Linked DNA regions of Homo sapiens: region 1 is linked to region 2. The links are chromatin contacts, found by Hi-C or POLR2A ChIA-PET in ENCODE. All regions are on one chromosome and are shown on one strand. The core of a region is the stretch at or near the end of the contact, and the rest is flanking DNA. Distances in the headings are between cores, read along the strand shown. Region 1 has its middle 12 kb from the start of TPRX1. Region 2 holds the start of NOP53 (NOP53 ribosome biogenesis factor).

Region 1 (7,297 bases), core at 109-2,608, 44 kb after region 2:
CAGCCCCGCCCACTTTGAGAACCCCTACCACGAAACCCCTGCCTACCTGCAGAACTTGGCTGGGGAACTTAGTCTTCCTGTGTTTAGGAAAGGGATGAGAACTTGAAAACTTGGTGAGCACTACAAATATCTACCAGGGCTCTTATTTTAATCGTACCGTATGCATGAAAACGCCAGCATCGGATTTTGGCGTAATCAAGACAATTCACACCTTCAAAGAATTCAGCCTGACCATCACCCAGCCTGAAAAGGGGAGACACCGTGAATTCCTTTCTAACAGCGACAGCATGTGGCCGCGTCTGAGAACTGCATCTTCTCAGTTCACCTCGGATCACCGCGGAAGACCAGGAATCACTGTGGAATCCCTGTGGGTCACCAGGAATCACTTCCGGTCATCTAGATTTTAGGGTAGTCAAGTGAATCACCATCTTTGAATTGGTGACATGACACTTTCTTTTTAAAACTTAAAAATTAAAATTTAGCCGTGCGCGGTGGCTTACGCCTGTAATCCCAGCGCTTTGGGAGGCCGAAGAGGGCGGATCACGAGGTCAAGAGATCTAGACCAGTCTGGCCAACATGGTGAAACCCCGTCTCTACTAAAAATGCAAAAATGAGCCGGGCGTCGTAGCTCCCAGCTACTCGGGAGGCTGAGGCAGGAGAATCGCTTGAAGTCGGGAGGCGGAGGTTGTAGTGAGCTGAGATCGCGCCACTGCACTCCAGCCTGGGTGAGAGTGAAAAAAAAAAAAAAAATTAAAATTTTTCTAGGTACATAGTAGGTGTATATATTTATGGGGGACATGGGCTATTTTGATACAGGCATCCAATGCATACTAATAACATCAGGGTAAATGAGTTATCTATCCCCTCAAGCATTTAACTTTTGTGTTACAAATAATCCAATTAAACTCTTTTTTTTTCTTTTTTCTTTTTTTGAGACGGAGTCTTGCTCTGTCCCCCATGCTGGAGTGCAGTGGCAAGATCTCGGCTCACCGCAACCTCCGCCTCCTGGGTTCAAGCGATTCTCCTGCCTCAGCCTCCCGAGTAGCTGGGATTACAGGCATGCGCCACCACGCCCGGCTAATTTTTGTATTTTTAGTAGAGATGGGGTTTCACCATGTTGGCCAGGATGGTCTCGATCTCTTGATCTTGTTTATCCGCCCGCTTCGGCCTCCCAAAGTGCTGGGATTACACGCGTTAACCACCGCACTTGGCCTTTTTCTGTATTTTTAGTAGAGGCGGGGTTTCACCATGTTGGCCAGGCTGGCCTCAAATTCCTCACCTCAGGTGATCCACCCACCTCGGCCTCCCAGAGTGCTGGGATTACAGGTGTGAGTCACTGTGCCCGGCCACACAGGCGTGAGCCACACTGCGCCTGGCCAGGAGATTCTTTTTAATTTAGCAGTTTTCAGAATATTAAATTGGAGCCTCAACAACTTTCTCTAGTTTTTTTTTTCTCTCTTTTTTGAGGACCATTGTGAACCAATGGACTTTCATGCATCTGACGTCTTTCAATTCATTGCAGCTCTTCTTTGTAAGCTCAAGTTGTTCAGCCTTTGGTTTCTTTTCTTTTCTTTTAAAAAATATTATTATAGAAACGGGGTCTTGCTATGTTGCCTGGCTGGTCTCGAATTCCTGGGCTCCGGCGATTTGCCCGCTTCGACCTCCCAAAGCAGGAGGGGCTTTTGTTTTATCCAAGCTCTCTGTCCCCGCCCCCTCCCCCAGTAGCCTGTCGGGTGTCTCCTGCCTCCAAATCGGATCTAATTCTCTCTCTGCTCTGCTGAGACTGGCCCTGGCTTAAGAGGACTGGAACACTTGCTACATGGGACCAGGACAGGGTCAGAGAACCAGCGCCGGGGAGACCCAAGGGCCAGGATTGCCACCAGGGGGCAGCAGAGAGGCAGAGTAGCAGAAGGAAGAGGTGGGGGTGCTTCCATCTGACGGCGGGCAGTGGGAGGGCGGGGTGGTGGATGAGGAGGGGATGGTATAGAGGGAACAGTCCTCCCACCCCCACCAGAGTGGGTTAACAGTACTTACATGGTCACTGGATGCGTATTGAAGAATGAGCCCGGGCTCAGTGATTCACGCCTGTAATCTCAACACTGGGAGGTTGAAATGGGAGGGTCTCTGGAGGTCAGGAGTTCGAGACCAGCCTGGGCAATGTGAAAAAACCCCGTTCCTACCAAAAATACAAAAGATTAGCCAGGCGTGGTGGCACGCGCCTGTGGTCCCAGCCACTCGGGAGGCTGAGGTGGGAGGATCCCTTGAGCCCAGGAGGTGGAGGTTACAGTGAGCTGAGATCACACCCATTGCACTCCAGCCTGGGCGACAGAGTGAGACCCTGACTCAAAAAACAAACAAACAGACGAAAAAACAACAACAACAAGATAATTGAAGAAGATGTGGGCCAGGCGAGGTGGCTCACGCCTGTAATCCCAGCACTTTGGGAGGCCAAAGTGGTTGGATCACTGGAGGTCAGGAGTTCAAGACCAGCCTAGCCAACATGGTGAAACCCCGACTCTACTAAAAACACAAAAATGGCATGGTGGTACGTGCCTGTATTCCCAGCTACTTGGGAGGCTGAGGCAGGAGAATTGCTTGAAACTGGGAGGCAGAGGTTGCACTGAGCTGAGATCGCATCACTGCACTCTAGCCCCTGGGTGACAGAGAGACTTCATCCCAAAAAAAAAAAAAAAAAGAGAGAGACTGACAGAAAAAGACCAAGAACATTCTGTATGTGATGCTATTATTAGCTATAATAATGGCAGATATGGTTTGTTGATCACTGACCATAATCAGTGTTAAGATTTACATGATTTGACTCATCTAACCCTTCTCCAAACCCTCCCTTTCACCAAAAAATCTTTCATATTAAAAATTCACAGTTTTTTTTTTTTTTGAGATGGAGTCTCACTCTGTCACCTAGGCTGGAGTGCAGTGGCATGATTTCGGCTCACTGCAACTTCTGCCTCCTGGGTTCGAGAGATTCTCCTGCCTCAGCACCCCAAGTAGCTGAGACTACAGGCACGCACCACCACACTCAGCTAATTTTTTATTTTATATTTATTTATTTTTATTTTATTTTATTTTTTTGAGATGGAGTTCCGCTCTTGCTGCCCAGGTTGGAGTGCAATGGCGCGATTTCTGCTCACTGCAACCTCTGCCTCCCAGGTTCAAGCAATTCTCCTGCCTCAGCTTCCCGAGTAGCTGGGGTTACAGGCATGTGTCACTACGCCCAGCTGATTTTGTATTTTTAGTAGAGACGGGGTTTCTCCATGTTGGTCAGGCTGTTCTCAAACTCCCGACCTCAGGTGATCTGCCCGCCTCGGCCTCCCAAAGTGCTGGGATTACAGGTATGAGCCACCGCACCAGGCCCAATTCACAGAGTTTTAAAACATCAACTTTTAAAGATAGATGCTTTCTTTACATTAGATAAAACACACTTGTCTTAAGTGTTCAGTATAATTGCTTTGATAAATGTATGCAACTGTCTGGGTGCGGTGGCTCATGCCTGTAATCCCAACACTTTGGGAGGCTGAGGCAAGAGTATCACTTGAACCCGAGAGTTCAAGAGCATCCTGGGCAACATAGCAAGACCCTGTCTCTACAAAAAATAAAAAAAAATTGGCTGGGCATGGTGGTGTGCACCTGTAGTCTTAGCTACTTGGGAGGCTGAGGTGGAAGGATCACTTGAGCCTGAGAGCTTAAGGCTGCGGTAAGCCATGTTTGTGCCACTGCACTCCAGCCTGGGTGACACAGTGAGACCCGTCTCAAAAAAGGATCAACAACAACAAAGTATACAACTATGATACCAGCACCCAAACAAGAAGCATCCATCAGCCCCCAAATTTCCCTGGGACCTTTTTGCAGTCATTTTATATTCATTCTCACACCTGCCTGGGCAACCACCAATCTGCTTTCTCTAACTATAGATTACTTCTGTCTCTTCTAGAATTTCATATAAATGAAATAGTATCATATAGAGCTTTCTGTAACTACAGATTATTTCCATATCTTCTAGAATTTCATAGAAATGAAATTGCATCACATACAACCTCTTGTGTCTGGCTTTTTTCACCCAACATAAATGATTTTGAGATTCTTCCATATCACATGTGTATCCACAGCTTGTTCCTTTTCAGTGCTGTGTTATAGTCCATTGTATGGACATACCATAATTTGCTTAACCATTCACTTGGGCTGTTTCTATTTTGGTCTTTTATGAATAAAGTTGTTATGAATATTCTTGTACAAGTCTTCCTGTGGACATATGTTTATTTCTTATTTATTATTTTTCTCGAGACAGGGTCTTGCTTTGTCACTGAGGCTGGACACAAGGCTTGCTGTGTCCTTGTCCTGGGCTCTAGTGATCCTCCCATCTCAGCCTCCTAAGTAGCTGGAATTACAAGTGTGTACCATCATGCTCAGTTAATTTTAATATTTTTATAGAGATGGGGTCTCATTATATTGCCCAGACTGGTCTCAAGCAGTCCTCCTGCCTCAGCCTCCCAAAGTTTTTTTTTTGAGACGGAGTCTTGCTCTGTCACCAGGCTGGAGTGCAGTGGCATGATCTTGGCTCACTGCAACCTCCACCTCCTGGGTTCAAGCAATTCTCCTGCCTCAGCCTCCCAAGTAGCTGGGACTACAGGCATGCACCACTACACCCAGCTAATTTTTGTATTTTTAGTAGAGATGAGGTTTCACCATGTTGGCTAGGATGGTCTCGATCTCTTGACCTTGTGATCCACTCGCCTCGGCCTCCCAAAGTGCTGGGATTTCAGGCGTGAGCCACTGCATGTGGTCCATTTTAGTTTTAATATGCATTTCCCTGATGATTTTTGATGTCATGGGCTTACTGGCCTTTTTGCATATCTTTTTTTTTTTTTTTTTTTTTTTTTGAGACGGGAGGCTGGCTCTGTCACCCAGGCTGGAGTCAGTGGCACGATCTTGGTTCACTGCAACCTCCACCTCCTGGGTTCAACCAATTCTCCAGCCTCAGCCTCTGGAGTAGCCACCACACCTAATTTTTGTATTTTTAGTAGAGACAAGGTTTCACCATGTTGGTCAGGCTGGTCTCGAACTCCTGACCTCAGGTGATCCTCCGGCCTCGGCCTCCCAAAGTGCTGGGATTACAGGCATGAGCCACCGTGCCCAGCTTTTTTTGTATTTTTAGTAGAGACAGGGTTTTGCCATGTTGCCCAGGTGGTCTTGAACTCCTGGGCTCCAGCCATCCTCCTGCCAAAGCCTCTCAAAGCGCTGGAATTACAGGCATGAGCCACTGTGCACAGCCTGGTCTAAGAAATCCTTGCTCACTCCAAGACTGTAAAAATATTCTCCTATGGATGCTTCTAGAAGCTTCCTGGTTGTAGCTTTTCATTTGGAGTGAGGTGGGAGTCAAGGTTTTTTTTGTTTTTGTTTTTGTTTTTTTTTTTTTTTTTTGAGACAGAGTTTTGCTCTTGTTGCCCAGGCTGGAGTGTAATGGCGTGATTTTGGCTCATTGCAACCTCCACCTCCCGGGTTCAAGTGATTCTCCTGCCTCAGCCTCTCGGGTAGCTGGGATTACAGTCATGCACCACCACGCCCGGCTAATTTTTTAGTAGAGATGGGGTTTCTCCATGTTGGTCAGGCTGGTCTCGAACTCCTGACCTCAGGTGATCTGCCCGCCTCAACCTCCCAAAGTACTGGGATTACAGGGGTGAGCCACCGTGCCCAGCCCAGTTTATTTTTATTTATTTACTTTTTTATGGTGAAAAGATATACATATATTGAGAATTAGCCAGCTGGACTCAGTTTAGATGATCCCAATTTTGTTGGCAACATCCAAAGCATTGTAACCAGGAGTCGGTTGAACATGTGACTTCTTCTCTCCGTCAGGCCGAATCAGAGCTTCTTCACAGCCTGTTTGATCTGGTGCTCCTTGGCTTTAACATCTATAATGAAGGCAAGTGTGTTGTTGTCGTCTGTCTTCTTCATGGCGGACTCAGTGGTCGGCGGAAACGTGATGATCGCAGAGTGGCCAAGCTTGTTTCTCCAGGGGGCGCTCTTCTGAGGATATTTGGGCTCCCTCCGGAGTCGCGCTGTCTTGGGCCGCCTGAAGGTGGGTGACCTGCGGATCTTCTCTTCTGTGTGGCTGTGGACGGCTTTCAACACTGCTTTCTTGGCCTTTAAAGCCTTCGGTTTGGCTTGGGCTTTAGGAGAGGCAGGAGCTTCCTTCGCTTTCGGCAGCATCTTGTGAAAAGACAAGGTTAATTTTTGTTTTTGACCTTTTTTTTTTTTTTTTTGAGATGGAGTCTTTGCTGGGCGTGGTGGCTCACGCCTGTAATCCCAGCACTTTGGGAGGCTGAGGTGGGCGGGTCACGAGGTCAGGAGATCAAGACCATCCTGGCTGACACGGTGAAACCCTGTCTCTACTAAAAATACAAAAAATTAGCCGGGTGTGGTGGCGGGCACCTGTAGTCCCAGCTACTCGGGAGGCTGAGGCAGGAGAATGGCGTGAACCCGGGAGGCAGAGGTTGCAGTGAGCCGAGATCGCGCCACTGTACTCCAGCCTGGGCGACAGAGCTAGACTCTGTCTCAAAAATAAAAAAAAAAAATAAAAAAAAATAAAGAGGGAGTCTCTCTCTGTCGCCAGGCTGGAGTGCAGTGTCCTGATCTCGGCTCACTGCAACCTCCGCCTCCCAGGTTCAAGCAATTCTCCTGCCTCAGCCTCCCAAGTAGCTGGGATTACAGGCATGTGCCACCACGCCTGGCTAATTTTTTGTATTTTTAGTAGAGACGGGGTTTCACCATATTGGCCAGGCTGGTCTCGAACTCTTGACCTTGTGATCTGCCCGCCTCAACCTCCCAAACTGCTGGGATTACAGGTGTGAGCCACCGCGCCCGGCCCAGGACCATTTGTTAAACTCCCCATCCTCTCATCAAATTGACTTGATACTTTGTTCAAAACAAGTTGATTGCATATGTGGATCTATTTCTGGATTTTCTCTTTTATTCTACTGATCTCTTTGTTGATCTTTATGCTCATAACACACTTTCTTGACTACTGTAGCTTTATAATAAATCTTGAAATTAGGTAGTATACGTTCTCCAGTTTTGTTCTTTTTCAAGATTATTTGGCTATTCTAAATCTGCATTTCTGTCTAATTTTAGGATCATCTTATCAGTTTTATCAGAAAACTTGACTGAGATTTTGATTGGGATTGCAATGAATTTATAGGCAGATTTGGGGAGACTATCCATGAACATCAGATGCCTTTCTGTTTATTTAGGTCTTTTTTTTTTTTTCTTTTTTTTTTTGAGA
Region 2 (6,951 bases), core at 488-2,987:
CGCCAAAATCCCTGCCCAGGTGATTCGGCGCTCAGGTCTCGGGGCTGCGATCCAGGGCCTGTCACCTTTAGGGCCTGTCACCTTTCCAACGCTCTGCGCAAGGATCCAGTTGAATTTCGCTGTGTGACCATGCGTGTGTCGCCTGCCCTCTCTGTGCCTTTTTCCTTTATGAGTCCAGAGTGGCTTTTATGAGGCCTGGATTCCTTTGATTTGATTGTTTTGTTTTTGAGACAGGGTCTTGCTCTGTCACCCAGGCTGGAGTGCAATGGTGCAATCACGGCTCACTGCACCCTCCAACTCCTGGGCTCAAGCGATCCTCCCACCTCAGCCTCCCGAGTACCTGGGACTACAGGCGCACACCATCACGCCTGGCTAATTTTTAAATTTTTGGCAGACACAGGATCTCACTATGTTGCCCAGGCTGGTCTTGAATTCCTGGGCTCAAGCGATCCTCCTGCATCGGCCTCCCAAAGTGCTGGGATTAGAGGCGTGAATCACCACGCCCTGCCATGGATCCCTTTGAATGGCTGCCAGGGCCCAAGAGCCTCTGAGCTTCCTTCCTTATTTGTAAATGACAAAGATGAGTTGATTCTAAGATGAAGCCTCAGAGGGCAAGGCAGTAACAATAGCTAACACTCAGATGCCAGACGCAGCCTTAAGCGCTTTACATATGTTTAATCTTCTGCATGACTTATGACGCAGATGTACTGTTATCATCTTTATTTTACAGATGAGGAAACTGAGGCACAGTGAAGTAGCCCGCTCAAGATGAATGATTCTGAGTCTGCACTTCTAGGGTCCTAAAAGTGTATGTTTCTAACATTCCTCTAATGTTCTGTGCTTCCAACTTTGATATTCCGAAAGTTACTTGATTTCTAAGATCCTAGGATTGGAACATTTGAGAGGACAAAACTTCTGAGATTGGAATGTGTGTTGTGCGGAATCTGCCACTGACGGTTCTGACTTTCTAAGAAAACGAGATTAAAAAATAATCAGGCCGAGCATGGTGGCTCACATCTGTAATCCTAGCATTTTCGGAGGCTGAGGAGGGAGAATCACTTGAGCCCAGGGGTTCAAGACCAGCCTGGACAACATAGTGAGACCTTTGTCTCTTAAAAAAAAACACACACACATCAGTTTGGACCGGGAGTGGTGGTGTGAGCCTGTAATCCCAGCGCTTTGGGAGGCCTAGGAAGGAGGATCACTTGAAACCAGATGTTTGAGACCAGCCTGGGCAACATGGGGAGGCTCCATTTCTACAAAAAATAAAAATAAAAAATTAGCCAGGTGCGGATGCACCCTTCTGTGGTCGCAGCTACTCGGGAGGCTGAGGTAGGAGAATCCCTGAGCTTAGGAGTTGGAGGCTGCAGTGAGCCATTACCCTTCCACTGCACTCCAGCCTGGGGGCAACAAAGTGAGACCTTATCTATTAAAGAAAAAAATCAGTTTGAGCAAAGACCCCAGGCGGCCGGGAAAGGTGTTCGCTTAAGGGCGAAAGCTAAGAACCTGCAACCTTCCCGTCTCTTTCCTACCACCCGCCGCCGTTAGGAATCTTCAGATCCCGCTGTAAAGAATGGAGGAAGGAGGAGCCATTTATCCTTTACCAAGATGGCAGCCTCCTGGCAACTCCAGTCACTTTATAAATATGGCTGCCACAGGAAGTACGTCACGGAAGAGGGTGGGAAATCTGCGCGCGCACGCTGCAAAGGGGCTTTTTGGGACGCCAGTGGCTGAGTTCTTCCTTTGACAAGATGGCGGCAGGAGGCAGTGGCGTTGGTGGGAAGCGCAGCTCGAAAAGCGATGCCGATTCTGGTTTCCTGGGGCTGCGGCCCACTTCGGTGGACCCAGCGCTGAGGCGGCGGCGGCGAGGCCCAAGAAATAAGAAGCGGGGCTGGCGGCGGCTTGCTCAGGAGCCGCTGGGGCTGGAGGTTGACCAGTTCCTGGAAGACGTGCGGCTACAGGAGCGCACGAGCGGGTACGTTGGGCGGGACTTCCGGGAGGTGGGACGGTTCCTGCGCCCAGGTGCAAGGCCAGGCGTGCTTGCGTGGACTCGTCGGGGGTCGGGGGTCGGGGGTCGGGGGTTGGGGGCTCCTGTCCCGGGGACCGCCGAGGAAATGGAGAGCATGGGCAGGGGACTCAGCATGGGAAGCTGGAGAGCTTGATAGAGTTACCAGATTTAGCAGATAAATATACAGGACGCTCAATTAAATTTGGATTTTAGGTAAACAATGAATAATTTTTAGCATAAATACGTTCCATGCATCCACCTTAGCTTGCTGTTTTCTAAATATGTGTGTGTGTGTATGTATATATGTGTGTGTATATATATGTGTATATGTGTGTATATATATATGTGTATATGTGTGTGTGTATATATATGTATATATATATGTTTTTCAGACGGAGTCTCGCTCTATCGCCCAGGCTGGAGTAGGCGCGATCTCAGCTCACCGCAACCTCCGCCTCCCAGGCTCAAGCGATTCTCCTGCCTCAGCTCCTTAGTAGCTGGGATTACAGGCGGGCGCCACCACGCTCGGCTATTTTTCTTTTCTTTTCTTTTTTCTTTTTTTTTTGAGACGGAGTCTTTCTCTGTAGTCCAGGCTGGAGTGCAATGGCACGATCTCGGCTCACTGCAACCTCTGCCTCCTGGGTTCAAGTGATTCTCCTGCTTCAGCCTCCCAAGTAGCTGGGATTACAGGCATGCACCACCACGTCCGGCTAATTTTTGTATTTTTAGTAGAGACAGGGTTTTGCCATGTTACAGGCCAGGCTGGTCTTGAACTCCTGACCTTAGGTGATCCACCCGCCCCGGCCCCCTAAGGTGCTAAGATTACAGGTGTGAGCCACCACACCCAGCCTAATTTTTGTATTTTTAGTAAAGGCAGGGTTTCACCATGTTGGCCAGGCTGCTCTTGAACTCCTGACCTCAGGTGAGCCACCCGCCTGGGCCTCCCAAAGTGCTGGGATTACAGGCGTGAGCCACTGCGCCTGGCAGTCCTTCCTAAATACTAAGTTCTGTAAACTGCTGGGCGAAGCCTTAGCCTGGAAGAGTCCGGTGGCGGGACTTGACTAAGCGGAAGATGAAGGCTGGACCTGCCAGGTTAAATCTCTTTCCTCTCCAACATCTCTGGCTGATGTTCTGCATTTCTGTCCCCCAGTGGCTTGTTGTCAGAGGCCCCAAATGAAAAACTCTTCTTCGTGGACACTGGCTCCAAGGAAAAAGGTGAGGAGAGGCTTTTGTGGTGTGGAATGGCGGTTATTCATTGTTAGTCAGCTTACGGTAGCCTCTGAGATCTGTGTTAATGATGTGGCTTGGAAGGCAAATATCTGCGGAAACAGGTCAACCTTAATATAAACAAGGGGACCTCAAATGGGCAGAAAGCAAGCTGGAGACGAACTTAGAGAAGGCAGGTTTTTCTTTTGAGATGTCAGTGATCTCCATGCACAGATAAGCTGCTGGGAGTCTGCCTTGATGAATAAGTTAGAAACACATTAAAGGATCTCTTTTTAGCTTGCAGAAAAGCAAGTCAAGGACCTGCTTAACTCAGTCCTGCCGGTTGCGGTGAGTCACGCCTGTATTCCCAGTACTTTGGGAGGCTCAGGCAGGCAGATCACCTGAGGTCAGGAGTTCGAGACCAGCCTGGCCAAGATGGTGAAACCCCGTCTCTGCTAAAAATACAAAAATTAGCCAGTTGTGGTGGCGGGCACCTGTAATCCCAGCTACTTGGGAGGCTGAGGCAGGAGAATCACTTGAACCTGGGAGGTGGAGGTTGCAGTGAGCCGAGATCGCGCCGCTGAACTCCAGCCTGGGATTACTATTATTTTTTTGAGACAGTGTTGCGCTGTCATCCAGGCTGGAGTACAGTGGTGTGATCTCAGTTCAAGCGATTCTCCTGCCTCAGCCTCCCAAGTAGCTGGGACTGCAGGCTGCACCATCAAGCCTGGCTAATTTCTTTTCTTTTCTCTCTCTCTTTTTTTTTTTTTTTTTTTTTTTTTGAGATGGAGTTTCAAGCCCAGGCTGGAGTGCAATGGCGTGATCTCAGCTCACCGCAACCTCCACCTCCCAGGTTCAAGCGATTCTCCTGCCTCAGCCTCCTGAGTAGCTGGGGTTACAGGCATGTGCCACCATGCCCGGCTAATTTTGTATTTTTAGTAGAGATGGGGTTTCTCTATGTTGGTCAGGCTGGTCTCGAACTCCTGACCTCAGGTGATCCGCCCGCCTCGGCCTCCCAAAGTGCTGGGATTACAGGCATGAGCCACCACGCCTGGTCAAGCCTGGCTAATTTCTGTATTTTTAGTAGAGATGGGTCTTCATCATGTCAGCTAGGCTGGTCTCAAACTCCTGACCTCAGGTGATCCACCCGCCTTGGCCTCCCAAAGTGCTGGGGTTATAGGCGTGAGCCGCTGCGCCTGGCCAAGATGAGCTTTAATAGGAATAAGAGGACTTGCTTTAGTGAGCGGGTAACACACGTCTTAACTTGCTTGCCTTAAGTTGCTAGAATGTAGGGTGGGGATCTGCTGAAACAAGATGAGGCGTGAGGGAGGGATTGCTCTGGTGAGTAATAGTGTTTACTTCAATATGTAGAAAAACAAACTAAGAACAGATGATCTGCTCTAATGAACAGCCTGGAAGCAAGCGAAGGGGTCTGCTTTAATGAGCAAGAGAGTGAGCTTGTGTGAGATCAGTCAAAGGGTATGTTTTAATGAAAATGAGCGGACCTGGTTCAGTGACCAGATAGAGTGGAAGGAGCTGCCCTGAGGTACAGGAGACTTCCAATAGGCAGGTAAAAAGTGGTTATTAGAGTCTGGGTGCAGTGGCCTACACCTGTAAGCCCAGCGCTTTGGGAGGCCGAGGTGGGGCGGATCACTTGAGGTCAGGGGTTGGAGACCAGCCTGGGCAGCATGGCGAAACCCCGTCTCTACTAAAAATACAAAAACTAGCCGGACGTCATGGTACACGCATGTAATCCCAGCTACTGAGAAGCGCTTGAACCCGGGAGGCAGAGGTTGCAGTGAGCCAAGATCATACCACTGCACTCCAGCCTGGGCGACAGAGCAAGACTCTGTCTCAAGCTGGGCGTGGTGGCTCACGCCTGTAATCCCAGCACTTTGGGAGGCTGATGCGGGTGGATCACCTGAGGTCGGGAGTTTGAGACCAGCCTGACCAACATGGAGAAACCCCGTCTTTACTAAGAGTACAAAATTAGCCGAGCGTGGTGGCGCATGCCTGTAATTCCAGCTACTCAGGAGGCTGAGGCAGGATTGTTGCTTGAACCTGGGAGGCAGAGGTTGCAGTGAGCCAAGAGCGCATCATTGCACTCCGCTCCAGCCTGGGTTACAAGACTCTGTCTCAAAAAAAAAAAAAAGTGGGGGGTTATTAGAGAAGTCAGCCTTGACCGAAGTGAGTTGATCTGGTGTGTGAGTGTAAAGGGTAAGTCAGTGACCTGCCCGTAATGAACAGATGGGAAAGTAGTTACCGGCGTGCTTTGGCGAGTGGGAAGCCTCTTTGGGGGGCAGGAAAGAGGCAGTTTATGGGTTCCACTTTAGTAAGGAAACACGGACAAAGATCATAGTGGTTGTGAGCAGTCAACCAGGTCAGCCCCTGTGCTTTGTGGGCCTTAAATGATTACATCTTCATAACGGCCTAGTGAGGGAGGTATCCACATCCTCATTTTGGGGGCACGGAGGAGCTAAGCCTCTTGTGTGAGGTCCCACAGTCCATGCAAGGGTGTTATTCCATTCTAGAGTGTTTTGCTGTAGAGTTACTGCTTTTAACTGTTAGGCTTTTGAAGTAAAAACCACAGGTATCTTTGTGGGAGGAAAAAGACAGTAAAAACCAGAGAACTAGAAGTTATGCTGAGAAGTGGCCATCCTGGGTCCCAAGTCCACTTCTGTGGCCCTCCCTGGGCTTCAGTGTCAACTGATGACTTGCTTTCTTCCTTTTTTTTTTCCCCCTGAGATGAGATCTCACTATGTTGCTCAGGCTGGCATCAAACTCCTGGGCTCAAGCGATCCTCCCACCTCAGCCTCCCAGAGTGCTGGGATTACAGGCGTGAGCCACCATGCAGGGAAGAGGTTCCCTGTTTGTCTGGAAGACCCTCCTATGTGGCTGTGGGCGTGACTCTTCGTGTCCCCAGCATGGGGCCTGCCTCCTGCTGGCCCAGCACTTGGTTGTGGAGGGTCAGAGCTTGGGCACCTTGGGCCCCATCCTTAGGGGCCTCTACCTCCAGGTAGGAGCCTGGGGACCTCCAAGTCTCCTGGGGTGACTTGGGATTCAGGTCTGATGGCTCCCATGGAGGTGAATAGGGTGGGTGGTCTTTGGCAGTGGGTAGGGCTGAGGCCTTGACTTGTTCTCTTTCCCATTCTTAGGGCTGACAAAGAAGAGAACCAAAGTCCAGAAGAAGTCACTGCTTCTCAAGAAACCCCTTCGGGTTGACCTCATCCTCGAGAACACATCCAAAGTCCCTGCCCCCAAAGAGTGAGTGTCCCAGCATCCCTGGGCCCTTCTTTCCCACCAGACTCTGGTCCTAAAGGGTTTCCGGGGCTGGGGGCTGGTAGGTGAGGGTCATTTGAAGGGTAGGGCAGGCTCAGGTTTGGGCTTCGGAGTGCAGATTAGAGGGAGGGAGTCTGGGTGCCCTGGTGCTGGGCCGAGGCAGGTGAGGAGGGGCCTGGACCCAGCTGGGGGCTTCGGGGTTGGAGAGGAGGGGCTGAGTGGGAGGCGTGTTCAGGAGGCACATCAGGTGGGTCTTGGGGCATGAGCGGGTGAGAGGGTGGACAGCTGGCCTTCCCCTGAGATGGGGATGTGGAGGAGTGGGATTTCGGGTGATGCTGAGGTTGGTTTTGACGTGGTGGTGTGAGGTGCCTGGGGTATGTCCAGGACGGGGCTGTTGCTTCGTTGAGTCTGGGGCTCAGAGGGGAGGCCTAGGCTGGAGACAGACGTGGGGAGAGGAG

The links. Hi-C counts contacts between places; a loop is a spot of excess contacts on that map. ChIA-PET counts read pairs that join two places held with the same protein, here RNA polymerase II (POLR2A). Pooled maps may share reads with other maps.
Region 1: a map of Caco-2 shows a loop between it and region 2 (16-fold over the local background). The contact joins the enhancer-like site here to the promoter of NOP53 in region 2. A Hi-C loop is called at or near these places in 10 of 168 maps with a recorded cell type or tissue (Caco-2, Right ventricle myocardium inferior, body of pancreas and 7 more), 1 of 37 single-sample maps with no recorded cell type and 17 of 50 pooled maps. POLR2A ChIA-PET finds 5 or more read pairs at or near these places in 12 of 52 experiments (AG04450, CD4-positive, alpha-beta T cell, H1 and 7 more).

The regions. Positions count from the first base shown.
Region 1 is chr19:47,788,678-47,795,974 of GRCh38, forward strand. It overlaps the pseudogene RPL23AP80. Among named protein-coding and RNA genes, the nearest start is that of TPRX1, 12 kb to the right of the region's middle. Within about 2 kb of position 1,359, at least 2 of the 41 ENCODE cell types and tissues checked have a DNase peak (open chromatin) inside an H3K27ac peak, as active enhancers do.
Region 2 is chr19:47,743,809-47,750,759 of GRCh38, forward strand. NOP53 (NOP53 ribosome biogenesis factor) reads left to right here and starts at 1,738. Exons shown (of 13, transcript NM_015710.5): 1 at 1,738-1,975; 2 at 3,159-3,223; 3 at 6,370-6,478. The coding sequence starts at 1,752. RefSeq lists a silencer at 1-56 and enhancers at 1,621-2,010, 2,431-2,931.